3 separate regions of the Homo sapiens genome follow, and all the other regions are linked to region 2. The links are chromatin contacts, found by Hi-C or POLR2A ChIA-PET in ENCODE. All regions are on one chromosome and are shown on one strand. Each heading gives the region's core, a stretch centred on a gene start or an enhancer-like site at or near the end of the contact. The rest is flanking DNA. Distances are from core to core; before and after follow the strand shown. Region 1 overlaps TACC2 (transforming acidic coiled-coil containing protein 2). Region 2 overlaps HTRA1 (HtrA serine peptidase 1). Region 3 overlaps TACC2 (transforming acidic coiled-coil containing protein 2).

What was found. A loop is a pair of places that touch in the nucleus more often than their neighbours do. ChIA-PET counts read pairs that join two places held with the same protein, here RNA polymerase II (POLR2A). Pooled maps may share reads with other maps.
Region 1: a loop to region 2 is called in a pooled map, with 4 times the contacts of the local background. The contact joins two enhancer-like sites. A Hi-C loop is called at or near these places in 1 of 168 maps with a recorded cell type or tissue (aorta) and 3 of 50 pooled maps. POLR2A ChIA-PET finds 5 or more read pairs at or near these places in 1 of 52 experiments (HCT116).
Region 3: a map of ascending aorta shows a loop between it and region 2 (2.6-fold over the local background). The contact joins two enhancer-like sites. A Hi-C loop is called at or near these places in 1 of 168 maps with a recorded cell type or tissue (ascending aorta). POLR2A ChIA-PET finds 5 or more read pairs at or near these places in 1 of 52 experiments (PC-3).

Annotation. Positions count from the first base shown.
Region 1 is chr10:122,139,509-122,143,096 of GRCh38, reverse strand. All of the region lies in intron 6 of TACC2 (transforming acidic coiled-coil containing protein 2), which reads right to left. Among named protein-coding and RNA genes, the nearest start is that of BTBD16, 130 kb to the left of the region's middle. RefSeq lists enhancers at 1,629-1,923, 1,649-1,943. Within about 2 kb of position 1,821, at least 22 of the 41 ENCODE cell types and tissues checked have a DNase peak (open chromatin) inside an H3K27ac peak, as active enhancers do.
Region 2 is chr10:122,493,270-122,497,237 of GRCh38, reverse strand. The region is part of intron 3 of HTRA1 (HtrA serine peptidase 1); the gene reads right to left. Among named protein-coding and RNA genes, the nearest start is that of HTRA1, 34 kb to the right of the region's middle. RefSeq lists an enhancer at 1,582-2,781. Within about 2 kb of position 2,222, at least 13 of the 41 ENCODE cell types and tissues checked have a DNase peak (open chromatin) inside an H3K27ac peak, as active enhancers do; they include ascending aorta, where a contact is called at or near this core.
Region 3 is chr10:122,027,573-122,031,386 of GRCh38, reverse strand. The region is part of intron 2 of TACC2 (transforming acidic coiled-coil containing protein 2); the gene reads right to left. Among named protein-coding and RNA genes, the nearest start is that of TACC2, 40 kb to the right of the region's middle. Within about 2 kb of position 1,751, at least 10 of the 41 ENCODE cell types and tissues checked have a DNase peak (open chromatin) inside an H3K27ac peak, as active enhancers do; they include ascending aorta, where a contact is called at or near this core.

The sequences.
Region 1 (3,588 bases), core at 572-3,071, 350 kb after region 2:
GGGAACCTGCCCCGGGACCAGTTGGGCCACCCGTGTCCTGGGGGAGGAATGAGTTTCAGAGACGGAGTGTGGCCCTCGAGTAGGGAACGAGTGCCCCCTGCTGGACAGCCAGGGAACCACAGCGTGCGGGGCCTCCGGGGGTAGCACTGGAGACCACTCCCCACAAAAGCCAAAAGGCACAGGCTTGCAGTGCAGAAGAGGTTCTGATTTTCCCCACTGGCAAAAAGCAAGGCTAGCAACGGCCTCCACAGACTAAAGCCTGGGAACAGCTTTCAGGGTGGTACCCTCCCAGCCTCTCCAGCCATCCCTGCTCTGGTCCACAGTGGGACTGGCCAGGCTGAAGGTGTCTTGGGGTAGCCAGGCTGGAATACAAGACTCAGCACAGACGGCCTGAAACCCAGCCTGAGGTGGTAGCTGGGGTTTGTGGCGTCACAGCCCTTGCAGTGAGGGATCACTGCTTCCCTCTGCGGGTAAACACCTCCAGGGAGCTCCCAGATTGCAGGAGTCCAGGGTGCGTGGGCCTCTGGGCTGCTATGTCTGCTCACTCCATCTCTTCGAGGTCCACCTGACAGGCTAGCACCCTGGTCTGAAGGGCAGCTGCCATAGGCACCCACACTGTACACTGGACAGAGGACTCAGTCTTGCCCATAAGTCTGGTCACAGCTTAGCAGATTCTGCAGGTCCAGCAGGCACTTCCCAGCCCCTCACCGTCCTGGCCTCAGAGCTCCACGAGGACAGGGGCCACATCTGCCACATCCACCGCAGGATCGCAACCCTGGGCCAGGCCGCCCACAGCAGGCAGAGGGGATACCGCCAAGTGTCCAACTGGCTGCAACCAAGTGTGGGAGCAGAGCCAGGGCTGGAACCCATGCTGCCTGCTCCCTCGGGGCTCCACAGAGGAAAACAGAGCCCAAGAAATAACGACCTAGGAAAGCCCAGAGCAGACCAATCCACGGGGGAACAAAAATTACAAGTGCTTGGAGGAAACCCAGCAAAACAGCAAAGTGGATTCACAGATGGAGTGACTGGCCTCCTTTGTCAAACTATTATTTGCAACAATTTGGGCAGTGGCTAAAATTAATCATTTTGTAAAAGAATGACTCAAAATGAATAATGCAAACTACCAGAGGCATTTAAGCTCCTTAAGAGAGCTATTTTGCACTTTGGAGGCTGACATGTACTCATAATCGGCAAATGGACCACTTACAAACGCAAACTACTAGTCTAACTTCGCTTTCTCAAGAAATTACACTGCTGTGCTCCCCCCTCCACCACACACATCCCACCAAGATTTTACTTAGTTTAATGCAAATTGTGGAAAGGTGGTATTGTTTGTGGTTCTGTGATTTAAGGGTACTGTTTATCAAACTGCAAGGAAGGATCTCTGTCTTAGAAAACAGTGGCGGGTGGGGGGGAGATGCTACCTTAGATCTGTGGCCCGCTGCTAATCACAACAAAGCCAGCTCTGTGACAGCTGACAGCCCTGGGATCTGATGCAGATGCCCAAGGCTACACCTGCCCCATCTCTGAGAACACCCTGGGGCAGCACAACCAAGGCTCACTCACCAAGCTCCCCCGCCTGCCCTTAACACCCACAGCTGCTCCTGTTCCTGAGGGGCCACCTGGCTGCTCCCTCCTCCCTTCCTTCTGTTGGTCCCAACTGCCATGGCCACACCCTTCCTGCGCTGGCTGGGTCCCGTTAGCCAAAGGCATCAAACAAGTGTGACTCAACAGCTCATTTAAGAAAGGCGCCCCCCTCCTTCCACCGCCTGTTGGCTCATACCCAGGGGCCGAGGAGGTCAGGCTCCCACGAGGAAACACTCAGTGACTCACCATCCAAGCCCAAGCGCTAACACATGGGCCCCCACAGACACCTCCTGGGCCCAACAGAACTTCTCCTCTTCCCTCCTGACCCTCCTCCTCCTCCCCCAATTTTCCCAGCAAGGTAGTGGCACCATCAGCCCGCCAGGCCCTGGCACTGACTTCCAGTTCTCTCATTCCCATGCCCCTCATCACCCCTTCCTGCTGAGTCACCTCCTTCTCCTTCTGGAATCTGCCCTCTCTGAGCAGGACTCCTGGGCTATCCTGCTGTGCCTGCTTTCCGTTTTGTCCCCTCAGATCCAAGGCCCCACAGCCACCAGAATGACCCAACTCAAGTTCTGATCAGGTCCTTCCACTGAGTAAAGCCCTCCCTGACTTTCCACGGCATTCGGAAGCTGGTCCTCCAGGAGCCTAGTCAAGGTCCCTTGAACTCCCCCTGAGCTGCCAGAGGGCAATGTTGCTCAAGCAAAGCGAGTAAGCAGGTAGGGGCAGCCGGCAGCCAGCTCCTCACCAACAACCCCAGTCAGCTCCCATCTGCGTTCAAGCCTCCCGTGACCAGCAGTGACTCCTCTTAAAGACATTGTTCTCAGGAAGTCGGGCCCTGAACAAATGCCCAGGACCAATCCCAGGCCTTTGCAGAACCTTCCAGACAGCTGCCAAACCCAGCCCAGAGAGAGCAGGGCACTGATATGGGGTCCGCACATTCTGTAGTCTCATTCCACCTGCTAGAGTTATCTTGCTGTCTTCCTCTGGCGGAAAGCTAGCCTGGGGCTAAACATCTGGGATGCCTTTTTCCATTTAAGGAGTTAATCAGTGTTTTCCAAACCTTATTGGAATAACGAAGAAGCTGAATTCAAATTCATGTAGAGTGTTTATATTTTTGGAAGAGGAAGGATATGTTGATTTAAGTTCAACCTGCTATTTCTTTTTGTTTAGGACAGAGCTGACAGCATATAAACCACCACGCTTTCAGCAGACAGCCATGACTTATTGATCAAGGCGTTCTTTCCTGCTAAGCCCAGCTAGACAAGACCTCAGAATCCATCGCAACACAGATCCCTAGAGAACCATTACCAATGGATCAGAGACGATGGATCTGAAGAGTTTGCTGTCCCTGAGTTAGCACCTTGCTAAGGTCCTCACAAACAACAACTGGTCCCACTGCCCATTCGGCTGCAGTCTCCAGCCACACACACAGCTCCAGGGCTCACATTCAGCCCGACAGCCCTGCAGATCCGGCCGCAGTGAGACACCGTCAGCAGCTGTTGTCCTTTGATTCCCTGGTCAGGGCTTTTGAGTCCCGCTAGGCAGATCCCTCACTGAACTGATAGCAAATTTCATTTCAGAGATTGGCTGGAGCTGCCAAATTAAGCCCTTGTGCAAGGACAAACACCAGAGTGGCCCAGGCTGTCACGGGAGGGTGATAACAGCCCCCAAGGTGCAGGCCAAACACATCAGTCCTGTTGGCCAGATGGGTGACAGCATCTTATCTCCCATTTCACATCACCATCTGGAAGGCATTTAGCACTAACAGCCCTTCCTCCCAGGCCTCTTGATTTTTTTCTTCCGAAATTCCCAAGTGCACATGATCACATAATAGGGCAAGCGTTAAGGCCGAAGACTCAGGTCATGCTGAAGGTGAGATGCAAAGTGCAGAAAGGAAAGTGCTGTGAAATTGTGGGTTTGGAGAGCCAGGCTTGGTTGATACAAATGCTGGACAGCCAGTCCCACGGAGGCCTGGGACTTGATAAAATGAGACTCAGCAAT
Region 2 (3,968 bases), core at 973-3,472:
TGAGCTGCCTGGTAGATAAAGCAAAGAAGGAAATACCATGAGTCACATGTTCCCATTATCAGATTCTGGTGCTTTGTTTAACCAAAGGAACTGTTAATTCGCATGTTTATTAGGATAATTAGTCCTCAATTCACCAGAAGGTCTTATTTCTCTCTTGCCACAGAAAGAGATCTGGATGGCTTTAGGAAACCAGCTACGGAACTGCATCAATGCTGCTATGATTGAGAGGTGATCGTATCATTGTGAATCTTTGTGCTTTCAGACTCTTGGGAGACTGACTACTTAAGACACTGGAGCTTTCCAGAGTATGAGTAGGAACCCCAAAGAACCAGAACCAACAAGAAATGAGACAACACACAGAGAAACTAGCTAACCAGAAACTTGTTCTGGAGGGTTCTAATAAACTCACGAGGAAATGACAGTTTGCAATTAGTCCAAGATCCAGGATCTGCAGGCTGAGCAGAAGTGGGAAATTAAGCAACTCCACCTGCAACTCTTGTCACCCAACTTGTTTCCTTGGCTGGCTCTCACTGTCCTTTCCATCTCAGCTTAGATGTCACCCCCTCAGATAAGATTCCCTGCCTACACTATCTGCTGTCTTTGCAGCCTGATACCTTCTACCCCTTCACTTGTTTGCTTCGTGCACTGTACTTATCGCCATATTTACTTTACATCACCCATTTCCCACACTAGATCTTAAGCCCCATGGCTTTGCCCACTATTGCTGCATCCTCAGCACCTAAGAAGTATTTGGCCAAGACAGATGTTCAACACACATTTATAAAATCAGGGAATTAACAAGGAATCACTAAAAGAATGAACAAACTAGACCTCGAAAGATCCATTAGGATCTCAAAATTGGATAATTGCCAAATAGCTTGGAATTCTGACAAAGTCCTTTCTACCAATGTCACAGAGAAATAGACAAAAATAAGGCCTCCCTCTGCTATTGTGACAAGATCAAAGCTTCATCTCTGCAAAAAAAAAAAAAAAAAAAAAAAAAAAAAAAGAACCCACAATCTCTGGCAAACGAAAGGGCAAACAAAATCAGCTTCTCTTCCTGCTCGCCGCGGCCACCTAGTGCTTCACCTCGCTTGGTTCTTATAAGCATTCCTGCCTCCAGCCACTTTCAGCTCCTCGAGGACAAGGTGTTAATTGCCTGCCACTGGGGCTGGGAATTTTTTTCCTGTAAAGGGCCAGGAAGCAAATATTTTTGGCTTCACGGGCCACGTGGTCTTCATCACAACTATTTAACTCTGCTGGTGTAGACTGAATGCAGCCATACACTCTACCTAAATAAGTGAGCATGACCATGTCCCAATAAAACTTTATTTACAACAACAGAGGGCCAGCTTTGGACTACTGGCTGTAGTTGGCCAACCCTGGACTCTGATACTCTGTCACACACTTGATAAACTGTCAAATGGAAGCAATTTGTATTCCCCCCTCAATGAAGAGGACAGGAGACATTCCTAAACAAATCCAGTCCCAACAACTTGGGAACTGCTTTGTCAGACCCATAAATAATAGTCTTAATCCAATTCCCTGAAAAGAGAGTGCCAGAGTGAAAAAAGGCATTACCATATTAAGAGAAAAATATAGCCAAAGAATTTCCTTGACAATCAACTAAGTTCTTGAATCCGGGCCAGAGAACACACAGGGGATCCAGTTCTGAGAGTTTGGGGAACTGAAACGTTTCCCAAGCCAGAAGGAGCTGCAATCAAGAGCTTAGGAGCCACGTCCCCACCCGCCTCTGGACAAAGCCTGGCACAAAATAAAAGCCAGCTTCTACTTCACTGTCTGGCTTCACATTCCCTCATGAAATATTGATTCCCGTCCCCCTAAAAATGGTAAAAATCAATACAGTAATAGAAGCCTCATAACGTCAACACCGTCTGTGGCATCATTAGCAAATGCAATGGTAGCCCTCAGAGTTCTCGGAGAAAAAGAAGAGACCACAAAATGCCCAGTACAGAAGGCGTTGGGGGAAAGAATCCAAAATGGAAAAACACAGAAACAAGAGGGGAGCTGGGGCAGTGCGATGTGCATTCCAGGCTCCCAGGCGCTTCCTTCATGAGGATGAGTGACAGATGACTCCAGAAGAGGGCAGCGGGTGAGCCCAGGCCCTGTGTTCTCTGATTCGCTTTTGGACGAGCTCAGGCCACTGAGTCAGCGCATCTGACCATCCGGTTGCCTGAGGAGAACCGGCGTGAGTCATGGCAAGCACCACCCCAGTCCACTCCCCGCCACTGCCATGTCCCGGGGGGCTGCCTGAACCCCCTCACTCAGCTGACTCAGGGAAGATTCACCATGCGCAGGGCCAAGTTCTGGTGGCCTGGAGAAGAGTGGCCTGCTCAGCAGCTCCCGGGACATGTAAAAGGCCCCAGGCCCCTCACCCGCAGTGACCCCCGTCTGAACTTGATGAGGATCAGGGGTGTCGGCCTTCCTTCTCACTGCACCAGCCAGCTCAGCAGTAAGAGGACCCTCTGCAAACACAGCGGCCCCAGCGCCCAGAGGGCTCCCTCTGTGGCCACTTCAAACAGGTCTGTGGGTGCCATCTGGCCCAAAGGTGGCCGTGGGGTTGGGGGGGTGGCGCAGGCCTACAGGGGAGGGAGGAAAACCACCTCACAAGCCTCAACAAGGCCGTTTCCAAATATTTACCTGGTTGTTGGCGTCAGGGAAAAGCACCCACGGGAAAGCTCACTGTTTCACCAGCGCTTTCCGTTACCAAAGACCATAGACCTGCTGTAGCCCTGACAGGACCACGTGTCCATCAAACTCCAAGCAGGCAAAGCCGGGAGGCAGGGGCATCTGCAGCCAGCCTTCTGCAGGGTCATTTCCTCATTGAATATAGGAGGGAAGCTCGATGCAGGAGCCCCGGGTGCCTTCCCCTCAATTCCATCCATGTGGCGGGTGCCCTTGCTTCCTCCGGGGCAGACAGCTGTGAACGTCCTACTCTGAACAAGGTTGCCAAGCACCTCCTACCTGAGGACCGACAGCCGGATGTGCCCCCAACCCCGCAGTCCAGCTGCAGAGATGAACTTCATTTGACAAATGAGTGAGGCGACTCTAAATTGTGATAAATAGACGAGGAGGGAAAAACCAAGAGTGGAATGCAGTTGTCCCTGGGGTGATGTGTCCCCAAAGTGAGGCAGTGGAGTTGAGGGGACTGGGGCATGGGGCGCTACCTCACACAGCGGGGTGGGGAGAGATGTCTAAGGCAGAATTTAATCAGAGGCCTGAAGGACAGGAAGGTTGGCTGCATGAGGAGCTGGAGAGGGGCGCTCCTGGGAGGGGAACAGCCAAGGCCCCAGGGGACAGCCCTGGCCTGTGGGAAGCAACCAAGGAAGGGGTGTCTGAGCAGAGCAGGTGGGGGTGGAGAAAGGAGGGGAGGAGGGGAAGGGGAGGAGGGGCAGAGAGAGTGAGGGGTGCCCAATCAGGTGGGGCCCTCAAGGTCCTGGTAAGGAGTTCAGATCTCTCTCAGAACAGCAGGAAATCTGCAAAGGCTGTATATAAGATGGGAAGGACATGATTCCAAAGATGCTTTTCTCCAAGTTTCTTAATCAGCACAGCTGGACAAATAGCTGTAGCTAAAGTAACTTTCCCTCCTACCTTCTTCAATACATCCCATTACCTCTGCCTTGTACTCCAGCCTGAAGAAACCAAACTGCTCTCTTTTTACTTTTCTCTCTCCCTGTCCCCACCCCTGCCCCAAACTGCTCAGGAAAAAAAAACCCCGCAGGGACAAAATGCCACCATTGGATGAAAGCTTGACATATGCTGCGCACAGCCAGTGGCTCATGTTAAACGCATTTGGAAAGAGTTTGTAACTGAAGCTGAACTAGTCTGCCCTCAAAGCTGCTTTCTATTAACATGTTTACACGCACACTGTCCCGACTTTCTGCAGCTGGGATTCCCTCCCCAGGCAGGCTGGCCCCAGTCGTGGGTCCCAAGGAGAGGGGAATTTC
Region 3 (3,814 bases), core at 502-3,001, 470 kb after region 2:
ATTGGCCGGAAGAAGCATGGAAGGCTGGACCTGCCAAGGGCATCTTTTCCACCAGGCTGGGGGCACCTCCCTGGACACTGGGGAATCACAAAGGAAAGTAGAGCGCAATCCAGTGAGAGGGATCCCCAGAGCCATCTTTTGAATCTCTGGACTCAGCCACTATTGCAGCCAGACCCTCTCTGTGGGTGTCTCAATTCTATAAGCCAATGATCCCTTTCTCTGCTTATGGTCACCGAAGATGGGCTTCTGTCTCTTACAACCTTAAAAAAAGTTCTAATTAGCTGGAAATTTGGAAGGCTAAATGGCCAGGCCATTCATCAATTAATTAATTAAACATAGTGTGATTTATCAGATGGGGGGGTGGAAGTAGGTGGAGTCAGGGCTGACCCGCAGATTTCTGTCTTGGATGGCCAGGTAGATCATGGTACCCAAGAGGGGGATCACAGGAGGCTGAGCATTATGGAGGCAGAAGCTGAGTTTGGGTTGGAGGGACTCGCGGTGGCTCTGGGTCACCAGGTACAGATGGGTCTGGAGCCCCAATTCCCTGGGAGAGCCCTGAGTCCCACAGCCAGACACACCCATGCTTCATTCCTACTTGTTTCTCTACCAAAGGCAGACCTCGTCTGGTCCTGGAATCCTAAAGGCAACCCCACTTCTCCAACCTCAGCCAGACATGACCCAGACCTCTGCCAGACTGGGTCATGTCTGGCTGAGGTTGGAGAAGTGAAAACTTGCAGAGCTAGAAAAACATCTGCTCACTCAAGGAGAATGAAGACTGAGGAGGGGAGATGGAGTCAGGAGCTGGTAGGAGGTGAGAAATGAGGAACAGTTGGAGTGGGATGCGGGTATTGAACCCCCACACCAGCATTTTTACCTTCCTAACTAGTAAACATATGTAGCATTAGAACATCCGTCGCCTGCAAGGATGCAGTGACACAGGCTTTCATGCCCTGGTGAGAGAAGTCGACATCACTGTTCTGGAAGGCATTTTGACAATGTATACAGCAAGTGCCTTTTGAAAGTACTAACCCTTCGTTTGACACTGCAATTCCATTTCTATGAGTCTCTGCTAAGTAAACAGTGTACATTCAATTCTGGACAGTGGGATTTCGTGAAAGTAATGGGGAGAAAAATGTAACCCATTTTCAACGTTGCCTATATTCAGGTAGAAATTCATCTCAGGTTAAAGAAGTTTACCCACCTCCGCTAGGCATTCTGTTAAAGCAGTTAAGCCAAATGTTCTTGTATTCTAGGGTTTCTCAACCTCAGCGCTGTTGACATTTTGTGCTGGATAATTCTTTATTGTGGGGGACTGTTCTGTGCATTGTAGAATACTCTGCAGCAACACTGACCTCTACCTACCAGATGCCAGTGGCACCCCATCTCTGAGTTGTGACAACAAAAACTGTCCTGAGACATTGCTAAATGTCCCCTGAAGCACAAAATCACACACCTCCCACCCTCCCCACCCCCTGCCCACCGCTCTATCTTGTTTGCAGCCAGTAGTGGGGCCTGCAGGGAGCTTGAGGTCCAAAAGCATCCCTAAGACCCCAAAGAAGGGGTTGAACCTGAGCTGCTTGGTTTGTTAATGAGCAGGACTAAAGGCCAAAATATGCCTAGTGGCCCATACTGTGCACATTGAGGGCGCTCACCCGATAGCTATGCCCTTCTCAACTCTAAAACACAAGACAGAACATTCCTTTAAGTGGAAATTACTGGGAGGCGTGCCCGAAGCCAACCCCAGCCAGCAGGCACATTCGTTTGGCCCATAGAGTGCTTAAAAATAATTGAAATTAGTTGCCAACATTTTTTTAAAATGTAAGATTTCTTTACACAATCTCTTCTAGAAAACAGAACAGGAGCAAGCACTTCCCAACTCATTTTGTGAGGCTACTATTACCCTGATACAAAAACCAGACATAAAAGAAAACTACAGAGCAATATTTCTTACGAATTTAGATACAAAAGTCTTCAACAAAGTGTTAGCAAATTGAATCCAACAATGTGTAAAAATAATTATACCAGGCTGGTTCAACATTTGAAAATCAATCAGTGTAGTTCAATATATCAACAGGCCAAAGAAGAAAGATCATACAATTACATCGATTGATGCAGAGACGGCATCTGACAAAACCGAACACTCATTCATGATAAAAACCCACAGCAAACTAGGAATAGAGAACTTCCTCAACTTGATTACAAGCATTATGTTTAACAACAAAATTACAGCTAATATCTTACTTAACAGTGAAAGACTGAATGCTTTCCTCCTCAGACTAGGAACCAGGGAAAAATGTCCCCTCTCACCGCTCTTGTTTAACACAGGACTGAAAGTCCCAGCCACTGTAATAAAGAAGAAAGACGGGAAGGGAAGGGGAGGGGAGGGGAGGGGAGGGGAGGGGAGGGGAGGGGAGGGAAGGGAAGGGAAGGGAAGGGAAGGGAAGGGAAGGCGAGGGGAGGGAAGGGAAGGGAAGGGGAGGGGAGAGGAGGGGAGGGGAGCGGAGGGAAGGGAAGGGAAGGGGAGGGGAGAGGAGGGGAGGGGAGGGGAGCGGAGGGAAGGGAAGGGAACAGAAGGGGAGGGGAGAGGAGGGGAGGGGAGGGGAGCGGAGGCAAGGGAAGGGAACAGAAGGGGAAGGGAGGAGAGGGGAGGGGGAAGGAAGGAAGGAAGGAAGGGTATACAGGATGGGAAAAGAATAAATAAATAAAACAGCCCCTATTTGCAAATAACGTGATTACATACATAGAAAAATCCCAAGAAATCTACAAAAACAAACAAACTTCTTGGAACTAATAAGTGAGTTCAGCAAGGTCACAGGATACAAAATCAGCATGCAAAAATCAATACATTAATAATGAACACATGAATAGCAAATTTAAAAACATGACACCATTTACGGTCACTCCAAAGAAAACATAATACTTAGGTATAAACATCATAAAATATATGCTGGATCTATATGTTGAAGATTACAAAAAATGATAATGAAAAATAAAATAGGCTTGGTGTGGTGGCTCACGCCTGTAATCCCAACACTTTGGGAGGCCGAGACAGGCTGATCACCTGAGGTCAGGAGTTTGAGACCAGCCTGGCCAACATAGTGAAACTCTGTCTCTACTAAAAGTACAAAAATTAGCCGGGCATGGTGGCATGCACCTGTAATCCCAGCTATCCAGGAGGCTGAGGCAGGAGAATCGCTTGAACCCAGGAACTGGAGGTTGCAGTGAGCTGAGATATCACACCACTGCACTCCAGTCTGGGTGACAGAGTGAGACTCCATCTCAAAAAAAAAAAAAAAAAAAAAGAAAGAAAGAAAGAAAAAAGAAAAAAAGAAAAGAAAACAATGGGCCAGGCGCAGTGGCTCACGCCTGTAATCCTAGCACTTTGGGAGGCCGAGGAGGGCAGATCACAAGGTCAGGAGATCGAGACCAACCTGGCTAACACGGTGAAACCCCGTCTCTACTAAAAATACAAAAAATTAGCTGGGCATGGTGACAGGCGCCTGTAGTCCCAGCTACTCGGGAGGCTGAGGCAGGAGAATGGCGTGAACCTGGTAGGCGGAGCTTGCAGTGAGCCGAGATCACTCCATTGCACTCCAGCCTGGGCAACAGAGTGAGACTCTGTCAAAAAAAAAAAAAAATCCCAGAAAGTATTGTGTAGAGATGGATAGATTTATTCTAATATTAATAGGGAACGTCATAGGTGCAAGAACAGCAAAAACAATTTTAGAAAAGAATAAAATGAGAAGACTCACTGTACCTGATTTCAAGCCTTATTATATAGCCACAGTAATCAAGATAATCAATGGACAAGAAT